Regions from separate parts of the Homo sapiens genome. Here region 2 is linked to region 1. Evidence: chromatin contacts called from ENCODE Hi-C or POLR2A ChIA-PET data. All regions are on one chromosome and are shown on one strand. The core of a region is the stretch at or near the end of the contact, and the rest is flanking DNA. Distances in the headings are between cores, read along the strand shown.

Region 1 (6,550 bases), core at 1,044-3,543:
CAGCGGGGTCCTGCCCTATACCCAGGAAGAAGGAATGCTGCACAGAGTCCAAGAAGAATCTGAACAGACAGGCCTTGCTGGGTCCCCCTGCCCCACCCAGTCTATTACCATTAGATAACACCCTTTGTCTACTAACATTTCTACAGGCCTCTCCCTTTCTTCATTCTTCATTGAGCCTAAGCATAAAAACAGTTTTCCCTAGGTCTTTGGGTCTTCATTTCTGAAAGCTCCCATTTCTTTTTTTTTTTTTTTTTTTTTTTTTGAGACAGTCTTGCTCTGTCACCCAGGCTAGAGTGCAGTGGTGTGATCTCAGCTCCTTGCAAGCTCCACCTCCCGGGTTCACGCCATTCTCCTGCCTCAGCCTCCCGAGTAGCTGGGTGGGACTACAGGCGCCTGCCACCACGTCCAGCTAATTTTTTTGTATTTTTAGTAGAGACGGGGTTTCACCGTGTTAGCCAGGATGGTCTCGATCTCCTGACCTCGTGATCCACCCGTGTCAGCCTCCCAAAGTGCTGGGATTACAGGCATGAGCCACCGCGCCCGGCCCCATTTCATGTAAAACTAATGCTTTTTTTTTTTTTTTTTTTTTTTTTTTTTGAGACAAGTCTCACTTTTTCACCCAGGCCAAAGTGCAGTGGTGCAAACAGAGCTCACTACAATCTCAACCTTCTGAGCTCAAGCGATCCACCCACCTTAGCCTCCCAAGTAGCTGGGACTATAGGTATGCTCCACCACGCCAGGCTAATTTTTAAAAATTTTTTGCAGACAGGTTCTCACCGTTTTTCCCAGGCTGGTCTCAAACTCCTGGGCTTAAGCAATCCTCCCAGCACAGCCTCCCAAAGAGCTGGGATTACAAGTGTGAGCCACACCCAGCCTCTTATGCTTTCTTCTTGTTAATTTGTCTTTTGTTGCAGAAGTGTCAGCCATTGAACCTTAAGATGGGTGAGGAAAGGTATCACATCTTTCTGCCCTTACTGTAGAAACACTAAGGGCATCTTTTCCATAAATCTCAATTTCTTCATCTATAACATGAGGAGAACAATACCTAAGCCAGGCACAGTGGCTCACATCTGTAATCCCAGAATTTTGGGAGGCCAAGGCGGGTAGATCACCTGAGCCTAGGAGTTCAAGACTAGCCCAGACAACATAGGGAGACCGGTCTCTACAAAGAAATAGAAAAATTAGGCATGGTGGCACACATTTGTAGTCCCAGCTGCTAGGGAGGCTGAGATGGGAAGATCACTTAAGCCTGGAGGTCTAGACTGCAGTGAGCAGTTAGCGTGCACTCTAGCCTGGGTGACAGAGCAAGACCCTCTGTCAAAAACAAAACAAACAAACAAAAAAAACCCAAAAAACTACCTACCTCATCAGCCTATTGAGAGGAATGAATGAGTTAACATATGTAAAGCATATGGGACACATTTGTATTGAGCATAAGAGGTACTCAACAAATATTAGCTCCTTTCTTTCCAAAAGGTCTGTCATACATGCAAGAGTTATCTCAAAATCTTTAGCCATGAAAACAGGACACATAAATGTGCTAGAAGTTACCAAATGTTTCCTAACATGCAAACCTCTACTGCACTAAAGTGGCAACACATATCTGTTTCACAGAATGTATACCACGGCAGAGCCCACAGCAGCAAACGTGGCTATACTAAGAACACTGACAAGTCCGCAAATTCAGATTTCAAACCACAACTTATAAGGGACCACCCAGCAGCCTCTTCTTCCCCATAGCACATAAGCAGATTTAAGACTCTGGGAGCCAGGCTGGGCGCGGTGGCTCACGCCTGTAATCCCAGCACTTTGGGAGGCAGAGGCAGGCAGATCACCTGAGGTCGGGAGTTGGAGACCAGCCTGACCAACATAGAGAAACTCCATCTCTACTAAAAATACAAAAGTTGCAGGGAGTGGTGGCGCATGCCTGTAATCCTAGCTACTCAGGAGACTGAGGCAAGAGAATCACTTGAACCCAGGAGGCAGAGGTTGCAGTGAGCCGAGATCGCGCCATTGCATTCCAGCCTGGGCAACAAGAGCGAAACTCCGTCTCAAAAAAAAAAAAAAAAAGACTCTGGGAGCTTCCTGTTAGTTTACCCTCAGTAACATAAGAGAAAGTTTCCTTTACTTTTAAGAACTTTTATAGTAATAAATTCTCTCTCTTTTTTTTTAACAGACTTTCCTAACCACTAAAATTTTACCAACTGGTACTATATCAAAGCACAAAGACTAGCATTTGTTTTATCAAATCTGCATTAAAAGCACTGTATTGGTCATATCAAAGCCTTTTTGTACTTCAGGCCCAGCTGTGACAGCAATGGTAATGTTTCTCTTTCACTTGCAGAATGCTGAAAAACGGCCAAGAAAAAAAAATGGGGAAGCTTTTTTTCAGGCAGTACAGAGTAGTGTTAACAGCAGACTGTTTAAGAAAATTAATTAGCCCTAGGACTGTAGATCTAAATATGAAAGGTAAAAAAATAAAGCCTTTAGAAGAAAACACAGAACATCTTCATGATCCTGCAATAACAAAGATATAAAATGCACTAAACATTAAGAGAGAAAAACGTATAAATTGTACATTACAATTTAAAACTTTTGTTCCTTGAAAGTCGCCATTAAAAGAATGAAAACGCACAGATTACAAGAATATATTTGCACTATATATATATGAAATGAACAAAAAAGACATATCTAGAACATATAAAGAACTGCATTAAATCAATAAAGAAAAAAAGATCACTCAAAGAAAAACAGCAAAAGCCCTGAATAGATACTTCAAAAAAGACATATAAATGCCTAATAAACTTTTGAGAGGTGCTCAACTTCATTAGTCATCCAGAAAATTCAAATTTAAATAATACAATACTATTATATAACCACCAGAATAGCTAAAATGAAAAGAAAATGCCAAGAGTTGGTAAGGATAGGGAGTAACCTACACTGTCGTGCACTGCAAGTGGGAATGTAAACTGGTACAATCACTATGGAAAACTGTCTGGCAGCACCTACTAAAGCTGAACATGCGTATACCTATGACCCAGCAATTCCACTCCTGAGCATATACCCAACAGACCAAAAGCCATGTTCACGAAAAGGCACATACAGGAATGTTCATAACATGTCACTATTGTAATACTCAAAAACTACAAACTACCCATGAGCCTATCAACTGCAGAATTAACAGATAAGGTGTGGTAAAGTCACACAATGGCAAACTCTACAGCAGTGAGAACGACCAACCTAAAACTATACACAATATGAATGAACCTCTCAAATATATTGTACAAAAGAATCCAAACACAAGAGTTCACCATATATAATTACATTTATATAAAGTACAAAGACATGAAAAACTATGCTGTTAGAAGTCAAAATACTGGTTACCTGTGGTGAGTGGGAAGGCAAATAGTGACTGAAGTAGACTACTTCTTGCTCACATCCTAAGAAATTCAAGACAGCCAGTCGCAGGGGCTCACGCCTATAATCCCAACACTTTGGGAAGCCGAGGCAGGCGGATCACGAGGTCAGGAGTTCGAGACCAGCCTGGCCAGCATCGTGAAACCTCGCCTCTACTAAAAATACAAAAATTAACTGGACATGGTGGTGGGTGCCTGTAATCCCAGCTACTCAGGAGGCTGAGGCAGGAGAATTGTTTGAACCCAGGAGGCAGAGGTTGGAGTGAGCTGAGATCGCGCCATTGCACTCTAGCCTGGGCGACAGAGCGAGACTCTGTCTCAAAAAAAAAAAAAAAAAAAGAAATTCAAGACCCACCCTTTAGACCCTCTGGAGTGGGTTGAATGGTGGCCCCAAAAAAGGTATGTCCACATCCTAATCTCCAGAAGCTATGAATGTTATCTTACTTGGAAAAAGGATCTTACAGATGTAGTCAAAAATATTGAGATGAGATCATCCTGGAGTAGTTGAGTGTACCCAAAATACCATGATAGGTATCCCTAAAATAATAGACACAGAGGAAAAGATACACATGAAGGTGAAGGCAATGAGAAGACAGAAGCAGCGATTAGGGTGGTGTAGTCAGAAACCAAAGCATAATGCCAACAGTCACCAGAAGCTCAAGGAATTATTCTCCCCAAGAGCCTCTGAGGGGGTGTGCCCTGCTGACACCCTGATTTTGGATTTCTGTCCTCCAAAACTGTGAGAAAATAAATTATTGTTGTTTTAAGCCACCCAGTTTGTGGTAATTTGTTGCCACAGCCACAGTAAACTAATATAGGCTGGGTGCAGTGGCTCAGGCCTGTAATCCCAGCACTTTGGGAGGCCGAGGTGGGTGGATCACTTGAGGTCAGGAGTTCGAGACCAGCCTGGCCAACATGGTGAAACCCCGTCTCTACTAAAAATACAAAAATTAGCCGGGCATGGTAGCACATGCCTGTAGTCCCAGCTACTCGGGAGGCTGAGGCAGGAGAATGGCTTGAATCCAGGAGGCGGAGGCTGCACTGAGCCATGATCGTGCCACTGCACCCCCAGCCTGGGCAACAGAGCAAAACTCCGTCTCAAAAAAAAAAAAAAAGGCAACTAATATACCCTCCAAACCACATTCCTTTACTCACCCCAATTCTGTAGCAAACTCACCAGCTTTCCTAAGAAAGAGAGATTCAAAAGTGCCCAAACCTCAATCTTTCCCACCGATCCCCCCCCCAAAAAAATGAGCAAAAAGAGAAATTATAACCAGTATACAGACAATTCACAATACCAATATAAAGAATGAGTAATTTTTTTTCAATCTACTTGAGTAGTAGTCAACGAAATACAGATTAAAACACGACGACAGCAAAAAATGAAAAACAAGTATTAATGAGGATATGGAGAAAGTGGAAACCTTGTTGGGAACAGGCCCCCCAAAATCTGGCCATAAACTGGCCCCAAAACTGGCCATAAACAAAATCTCTGCAGCACTGTGACATGTTCGCGATGGCCCTGACGCCCACGCTAAAGGTTACGGGTTTACCAGAATGAGGGCAAGGAACACCTGGCCCACCCAGGGCAGAAAACCGCTTAAAGGCATTCTTAAACCACAAACAATAGCATGAGCGATCTGTGCCTTAAGGACGTGCTCCTGCTGTAGATAACTAGCCGAACCCATCCCTTTATTTCGGCCCATCCCTTTATTTCCCATAAGGAATACTGCTAGTTAATCTATAACCTACAGAAACAATGCTTATCACTGGCTTGCTGTTAATAAAGGCGCGGGTAAATCTCTGTTCAAGGCTCTCAGCTCTGAAAGCTGTGAGACTCCCGATTTCCCACTCCATACCTCTATATTTCTGTGTGTGTGTCTTTTACTCCTCTAGCGCCGCTGGGTTAGGGTCTCCCTGACCCAGCTGGCATCCGCAAACCTGAAACATTGCTAGTGAGAATGTAAAATGATGCACTGCTGTGAAGACATTTTGGCAGTTTCTTAAAGTTACTATAAAGTTCAGAGTTACTATATGACCCATCAATTCCATTCTTGGATATATACATAAACAGGTGTTCAGACAGAAACTTGTACATGAATGTTCATAGCAGCACTATTCACAACAGGCAAAAAGTGGAAACAACCCCAGTGTCCATCAACAGATGAAGGAACAAAATATGGTACGTATTATTCATACCATATAAATATCCCAATAATACAATATTATTCAGCCATAACAAGGAATAAGGTGCTGACACATGCTACAACATGGATGAACCTTAAAAACATCCTGCTAGGCTGGGCGGGGTGGCTCACGCCTGTAATCCCAGCACTTTGGGAGGCCAAGATGGGCAGATCACTGGAGGTCAGAAGTTCGGGACCAGCTGGCCAATGTGGTAAAACCCTGTCTCTACTAAAAATACAAAAATTAGCTGGGCACGATGGCGGGCACCTGTAATCCCAGCTACTCAGGAGGCTAAGATAGGAGAATTGTTTGAACCCAGGAGATGGAGGTTGCAGTGAGCTGAGATCGCGCCACTGCACTCCAGCCTGGGCGACAGAGCAAGACTCTGTCTCAAAAAAAAAAAAAAGAAAAAAAATCACGCTACCTGAAAGGAGCCAGACACAAAAGCCAAACACAAAAGGCCACATGTTGCATGATTCCACTTACATGAAACATCCAGAATAGGTAAATCCAGAGAGAGAAAGCAGACTACTAGTTGCCACAGGCTTGGGAGACAAGGAAATGAGAAGTAACTGTTTAATGAGTGCAGCATTTTCTTTTGAGGAGATGAAAATGTTCTGAAACTACATGATGCTGATGGCTACACAAAACCATAAATATACTAAACACCACTGAATTACACATTTTTAAACGGGCTAGGTGCAGTGGCTCATACCTGTAATCTCAGCACTTTGGGAGGACAAGACAAGAGGACTGCTTGAGACCAGGAGGTCAAGACCAGCCTAAGCAACAAGGTGAGAATCCATCTCTACAAAAAATTTAAAAATTAGCCCAGTAGTCCCAGCTACTCAGGAGGCTGAGGCAAGAGGATCACATGAGCCCAGGAGGTCGAGGCTGCAGTGAGCCATGTTTGCACCACTGCACTCCAGCCTGGGCAACAGAGGGAG
Region 2 (5,898 bases), core at 2,859-5,358, 49 kb after region 1:
CATGAGACACCATCATTGTACTCATTATTAATTTATATGGTTGACGACAGTTTTCCAACAGATGGCAGTAAAATATCTTAAGAAAGAGGCACCTGGCCAGGCGCAGTGGTGCGTGCCTGTAGTCCCAGCACTTTGGAAGGCCTAGCTGTGAGGATTGCTTCAGCCCAGAATTTCAAGACCAGCCTTGGCAATGCAGTGAGACCCAGCACCCCCACTGCCATCTCTACAAAGAAAAAAGAAAGGGGCATCTTCTTTTTCTTTTCTTGAGATGGAGTCTCGTTCTGTCTCCCAGGCCAGAGTACAGTGGTGCGATCTTGGCTCACTGCAACCTCGGCCTGTCGGGCTCAAGCGATTCTCTCACCTCAGCCTCCCAAGTAGCTGGGATTACAGGAGCGCTCCACCATACCCTGGTATTATTATTATTATTATTTGTATTTTTAGTAGAAATGGAGTTTCACCATGTTGCCCAGGGTGGTTTTGAACTCCTGAGCTCAGGCAATCCGCCTTGGCCTCCCAAAGTGCTGAGATTGCAGGCATGAGCCACCGTGCCCAGCGACATCCTTTTCTACTTCATCCAAAACCACCATATGAGCTAACAGTAGGGCTATGTTGCCCAGCGTGCTGCTAACAAATAGCAGAACACAAGACTCTCAGAACCAGAAAGTCAACATTCATTGTGCTGTCTCACCACATGGCTTCCTCCTGTGCCTCTACTTCATTCTTTTCTTGTCTTCCATCCTCATTTATCAAATCCAACATTTCTCTACTAAACAGAAAAGCTACTGGGCGCCGTGGCTCATGCCTGTAATGCCAGAACTTTGGGAGGCCGAGGCGGGTGGATCACCTGAGGTCAGGAGTTCCAGACCAGCCTGACCGACATAGTGAAACTCTGTCTCTACTAAAAACACAAAATTAGCTGGGCGCGGTGGCTCATGCCTGTAATCCCAGCACTTTGGGAGGCCGAGTTGGGGTGGATCACGAGGTCAGGAGTTCAAGACCAGTCTGGCCAACATGGGGAAACCCTGTCTCTACCAAAAATACAAAATTAGCTGGGCGCAATGGCGGGCACCTGTAATCCCAGCTACTCAGGAGGCTGAGGCAGGAGAATTGGTTGAACCCAGGAGGCAGAGGTTGCAGTGAGCCGAGATCACGCCACTGCACTCCAGACTAGATGACAAAGCAAGACTCTGTCTCAAAAAAATAAAAAAGTTAATTTACTTAAATGTGTGTGAAAGTATATTGTAAGATGTAAAACAAGCTATACAAAGCAAGGTATGCTTAATTTAATATTCTGAATTGGGGGCAGCTTATTAAACTTTCATTAATTTCAGAGAATCTTATCATGTCTGAGCTGTAAGGATCCTGGACCTTAGACCTCTTTATTCTAGATGAGAAAAATGAGGATGAGAGCTTAAGCAATATCCTGCCTCAAGTCACCCAGACTAAGTTTGTCCCAGATAAAGAAAAATAATAATGAGAATACTGAAAACTGCAATGAGATGTATCTTCTAAACATCTTAACTATGACCACCGAATGATTATCAGGAAAGCTTCAGCCCTTTTGATTATACACATTTTCAAAAAGCCAGAGAACTTTAAAAAGATTCCTTCATAAACAACTCATTGTATGTACTAGAAATATTTACTTGGCCAGGCGCGGTGGCTCACGCCTGTAATCCCAGCACTTTGGGAGGCTGAGGCGGGCGGATCACCTGAGGTCCGGAGTTCGTGACCAGCCTCAACATGGAGAAACCCCGTCTCTACTATAAAAATACAAAATTAGCCAGGCGTGGTGGTGCATGCCTGTAATCCCAGCTACTCGGGAGGCTGAGGCAGGAGAATTGCTTGAACCTGGGAGGCGGAGGTTGCGGTGAGCCGAGATCACGCCATTGCACTCCAGCCTGGGCAATGAGAGCGAAACTCCGTCTCAAAAAAAAAAAAAAAAGGAAATATTTACTTACCTCAACTATTTATTTAGCGACAAGGTCTCACACTGTTGCCCAGGCTGGAGTGCAGTGGTGCTCACTGCAAACTCCGCCTCCTGGTTTCAAGCAATTCTCCTGCCTCAGCCTCCTGAGTAGTTGGGACTACAGGCGTGAGCCACCACGTCCAGCTAATTTTTGTTATTTTTAGTAGAGACAGGGTTTCACCATGTTGGCCAGGCTGGTCTCAAACTCCTGACCTCAGGTAATCTGCCCATCTTGGCCTCCAAAAGTGCTGGGATTACAGTCCTGAGCCACTGTGCCCGGCCTTACCTAAACAATTTAAATTGCTTTAGAATCTTCAAAAGCCGGCTGGGCTTGGTGGCTCACGCCTGTAATCCCAACACTTTGGGAGGCCTAGGAGGGTGAATCACCTGAGGTCGGGAGTTCAGTCTGACCAACGTGGAGAAACCCCATTTCTATTAAAAATACAAAATTAGCTGAGTGTGGTGGGTGGCACGTGCCTGTAATCCCAACTACTCCGGAGGCTGAGGCAGGAGAATCGCTTGAACCTGGGAGGCAGAGGTTGCAGTGAGCCAAGATCGCACCGTTGCACTCCAGCCTGGGCAACGAAAGCGAAACTCTGTCTCCAAAAAAAAAAAAAAAAACCTCAAAAGCCAACAATTACAAGTTTTAAATATTTTAGCCAGGCACCGTGGCTCACGCCTGTAATCCCAGGACTTTGAGAGGCCGAGGCGGGCGGATCACGAAATCAGGAGATCGAGACGATCCTGGCTAACACGATGAAACCCCGTCTCTACTAAAAGTGCGAAAAACCAGCCGGGCAAGGTGGCAGGCGCGAGTCCCAGCTCCTCGGGAGGCTGAGGCAGGAGAATGGCGTGAACCCGGGAGGCGGAGTCTGCAATAAGCCGAGATGGCGCCACTGCACTCCAGCCTGGGCGACAGAGAGACACTCCACCTCAAAAAAACAATTTTTAAATATTTTGTTGTTTTTTTTTTTTTGATACAGTCTCGTACTCTCGCCCAGGCTGGAGTGCAGTGGCGCCATCTCGGCTCACTACAAGCTCCGCCTCCCGGGTTCATGCCATTCTCCTGCCTCAGCCTCCCTAGTAGCTGGGACTACAGGCGGCCGCCACCACACCGGGCTAATTTTTTGTATTTTTAGTAGAGACGGGGTTTCACCATGTTAGCCAGGATGGTCTCAATCTCCTGACCTTGTCTCCACCCGCCTCGGCCTCCCAAAGTGCTGGGATTACAGCCGTGAGCCACCGCGCCTGGCCTGTTTTGAGATGGAGTCTCACTTTGTCACCCAGGCTGTAGTACACTGGTGTGATGTTGGCTCACTACAACCTCTGCCTCCCGCGTTCAAGCGACTCTCCTGCCTCAGCCTCCCAAGTAGCTGGGATTACAGGTGCACACCACCACACCCAACTAATTTTTTATTTTTAGTAGAGACGGGGTTTCTCCATGTTGGCCAGGCTGGTCTCGAACTCCTGACCTCAGGTGATCCACCCACCTTGGCCTCTGGAAGTGCTAGGATTACAGGTGTGAGCTACCGTGCCCGGCCATTTCATTGTTCTTAGTGGTGAAAATGTACATCGAAATTTAAGAATATACTTTTATTCAACGAAGAGTTTGTTTTTAGTTTTTTGAGACAGAGTCTGGCTCTGTTGCCCAGGCTGGAATGCAGTGGCACAATTTCATCTCATGGCAACCTCCACCTTCTGGGTTCAAGCAATTCTTCTGCCTCAGCCTCCCAAGTAGCTAGGACTATAGGCGTGTGCCACCACACCTGGCTAATTTTTCATATGTTTAGTAGAGACGGGGTTTCACTGTGATGGCCAGGCTGGTCTTGAACTCCTGACTGCAGGTGATCCACCTGCTTCGACCTTCCAAAGTGCTGGGATTACAGGCGTGAGCCACCTTGCTCGGCCAGAGTTTTTTAATGTAAGTACTTCCATGAAATAAATCCCAAATGTGACATTTAGGTTTCTCCAATACAATTTATTATTATTACATTTTAGCTTGCATTTACTAAGTGTCATGGAAATATTATACTCAAAATAACAGAGCTCCAGAGAAAGACAGTTAACTAAGAAAGAACAGTTTCACTTTCTTAGCTTGTCAACTCCTAGTTAGCCTGCTTGCCTCCGCACCACAGATGCTTGTCTTCTTGTGGTTGTTACCACAAGCCAAAGCTTGAATTTACATGGGCATCAGGCCAAGTCTGTAAATCCGTGAAGACAGGCCATCAACTGCATTGAGGGTACAGCCTTGCTGAAGGGTCCTTTCTTGACAGTCAATGATGATGAATCTGGAAAAACTGTCTATTCTCTTAGGAGAAGAAAATATACCCCACCTAAAGTCGCAGCTACCATTAACAAAAAAAAAAATTAGCAAAGGGAAAGAATCAATGGTAAGGACAGTAAATATACTCTGAGAATAGAGTAAGTACAATTTACACACGCTGGAGTAAATAGTGAAGCTTCTACTGAGTTCTACTGAGTCTAAGCTCTTTTATTTTTAAAATTCTGATAAAAATTTACTCAATTACATTTTATACATTAATATTTAGTGAATTTGTCCAAAAAGGCTATGTTTAATTTATGTGTAAAAATAACAAAAGATGTATCAGTCAGTCTCTGGGCAATAAGAAAGGAAGAAAGCCTTGCTAGAAATAATAAATAATCTCACGCAAAAGGCCAGGTGACATAAGAATACTACAATAATCAATATGTTTTCTTTGTATTTACAATAAAATCCATCTGTTAACACTGTGATAGAAAAAATAATCAGTCCACATCATGTAATAAAAACAGGCTTTGAGGATGATTATACCTCTTATAATAAAAACATACAAGGATTTCTCACAGCTAAAGTACTTTTCAACTTTGACAACTAATAACAGTCATGGGTGAAGGTAAAACTGACAGAGTACTTTAGATCAGCTATGTCCTACAGTCAAGGAATCAAGGGCATTACCCATTTACCAAGCAGCAAAAAGCACTTTCATTTTTCCAGAACTATTTAAATACAGTAGTTGCCATGTGATCAGTTAATTTTACTTTGTGAGTTAGATAAAGTAAAGACTAAATTGGGAAACTGCAATAAGTAATCAAAAGTAGCTCCAAACAACAAAGCCATCAATAGAAACAAAAGGCATTTTTCTAGGTGTATCATGCATAAAAAGAATAATTACATAATATTATTAAATATATTCCTTAATGACCAGATTAATAAATGAGGTAAAATTTAGTCATTGGAACAAATAAACTATATTTAATCACTTGTGTTTTGCTGTCACTGTTTAAAATAATTAACTTAATGTCTAAAAACTACATACTCTTGAATGTTTGCTTTTTAGAGCCCCTTGTGGGATATTAAAGAGCCATAACAAATTATCTGAATATAAATTATCAATACCAGGCTGGGCACAGTGGCTCATGCCTGTAATCCCAGCACTTTGGGAGGTGGAAGTGGGCATATAGCCTGAGGTCAGGAGTTCAAGACCAGCCCGGCCAACATGGTGAAACCCCGTCTCTACTAAAAACACAAAAATTAGCTGGGCACGGTGGCACACACCTGTAATCCCAGCTACTCAGGAGGCTGGGCCAGGAGAATCGCTTGAACCCAGGAGGCGGAGTTTGCAGTGAGCCGAGATCACACCACGCACTCCACTCCAGCCTGGGCAACAGCAAGACTCCGTCTCAAAAAAAAAAAAAATTATCAATACCAAATATGATACAGTTATGTAATACCCATTTTGCATATGCACAGTGGAAATACTGTAAAAACTACAAGATGAAAGAAAACCGACTGGCCAGAACTTTAAATTTCAGACTAATCCATGATAAAAATCTAGATGATAAAAAACAAAAATAAAATTAACAAAATAGATAACTTGATATCCTTTCCATATTCAGTCGTCTACTAACATGCCATCTCCAAACAAATC

What was found. Hi-C counts contacts between places; a loop is a spot of excess contacts on that map. ChIA-PET counts read pairs that join two places held with the same protein, here RNA polymerase II (POLR2A). Pooled maps may share reads with other maps.
Region 2: a pooled map shows a loop between it and region 1 (2.8-fold over the local background). The contact joins two enhancer-like sites. A Hi-C loop is called at or near these places in 1 of 168 maps with a recorded cell type or tissue (upper lobe of right lung), 4 of 37 single-sample maps with no recorded cell type and 7 of 50 pooled maps. POLR2A ChIA-PET finds 5 or more read pairs at or near these places in 11 of 52 experiments (B cell, CD4-positive, alpha-beta T cell, CD4-positive, alpha-beta memory T cell and 8 more).

The regions. Positions count from the first base shown.
Region 1 is chr11:9,229,663-9,236,212 of GRCh38, forward strand. All of the region lies in intron 1 of DENND5A (DENN domain containing 5A), which reads right to left. Among named protein-coding and RNA genes, the nearest start is that of DENND5A, 32 kb to the right of the region's middle. RefSeq lists enhancers at 1-170, 773-1,373. Within about 2 kb of position 2,294, at least 3 of the 41 ENCODE cell types and tissues checked have a DNase peak (open chromatin) inside an H3K27ac peak, as active enhancers do; they include B cell, where a contact is called at or near this core.
Region 2 is chr11:9,276,728-9,282,625 of GRCh38, forward strand. It overlaps TMEM41B (transmembrane protein 41B), which reads right to left. Exons shown (of 7, transcript NM_015012.4): 7 at 3,927-5,898. Among named protein-coding and RNA genes, the nearest start is that of TRL-CAA5-1, 4.4 kb to the left of the region's middle. Within about 2 kb of position 4,109, at least 2 of the 41 ENCODE cell types and tissues checked have a DNase peak (open chromatin) inside an H3K27ac peak, as active enhancers do; they include B cell, where a contact is called at or near this core.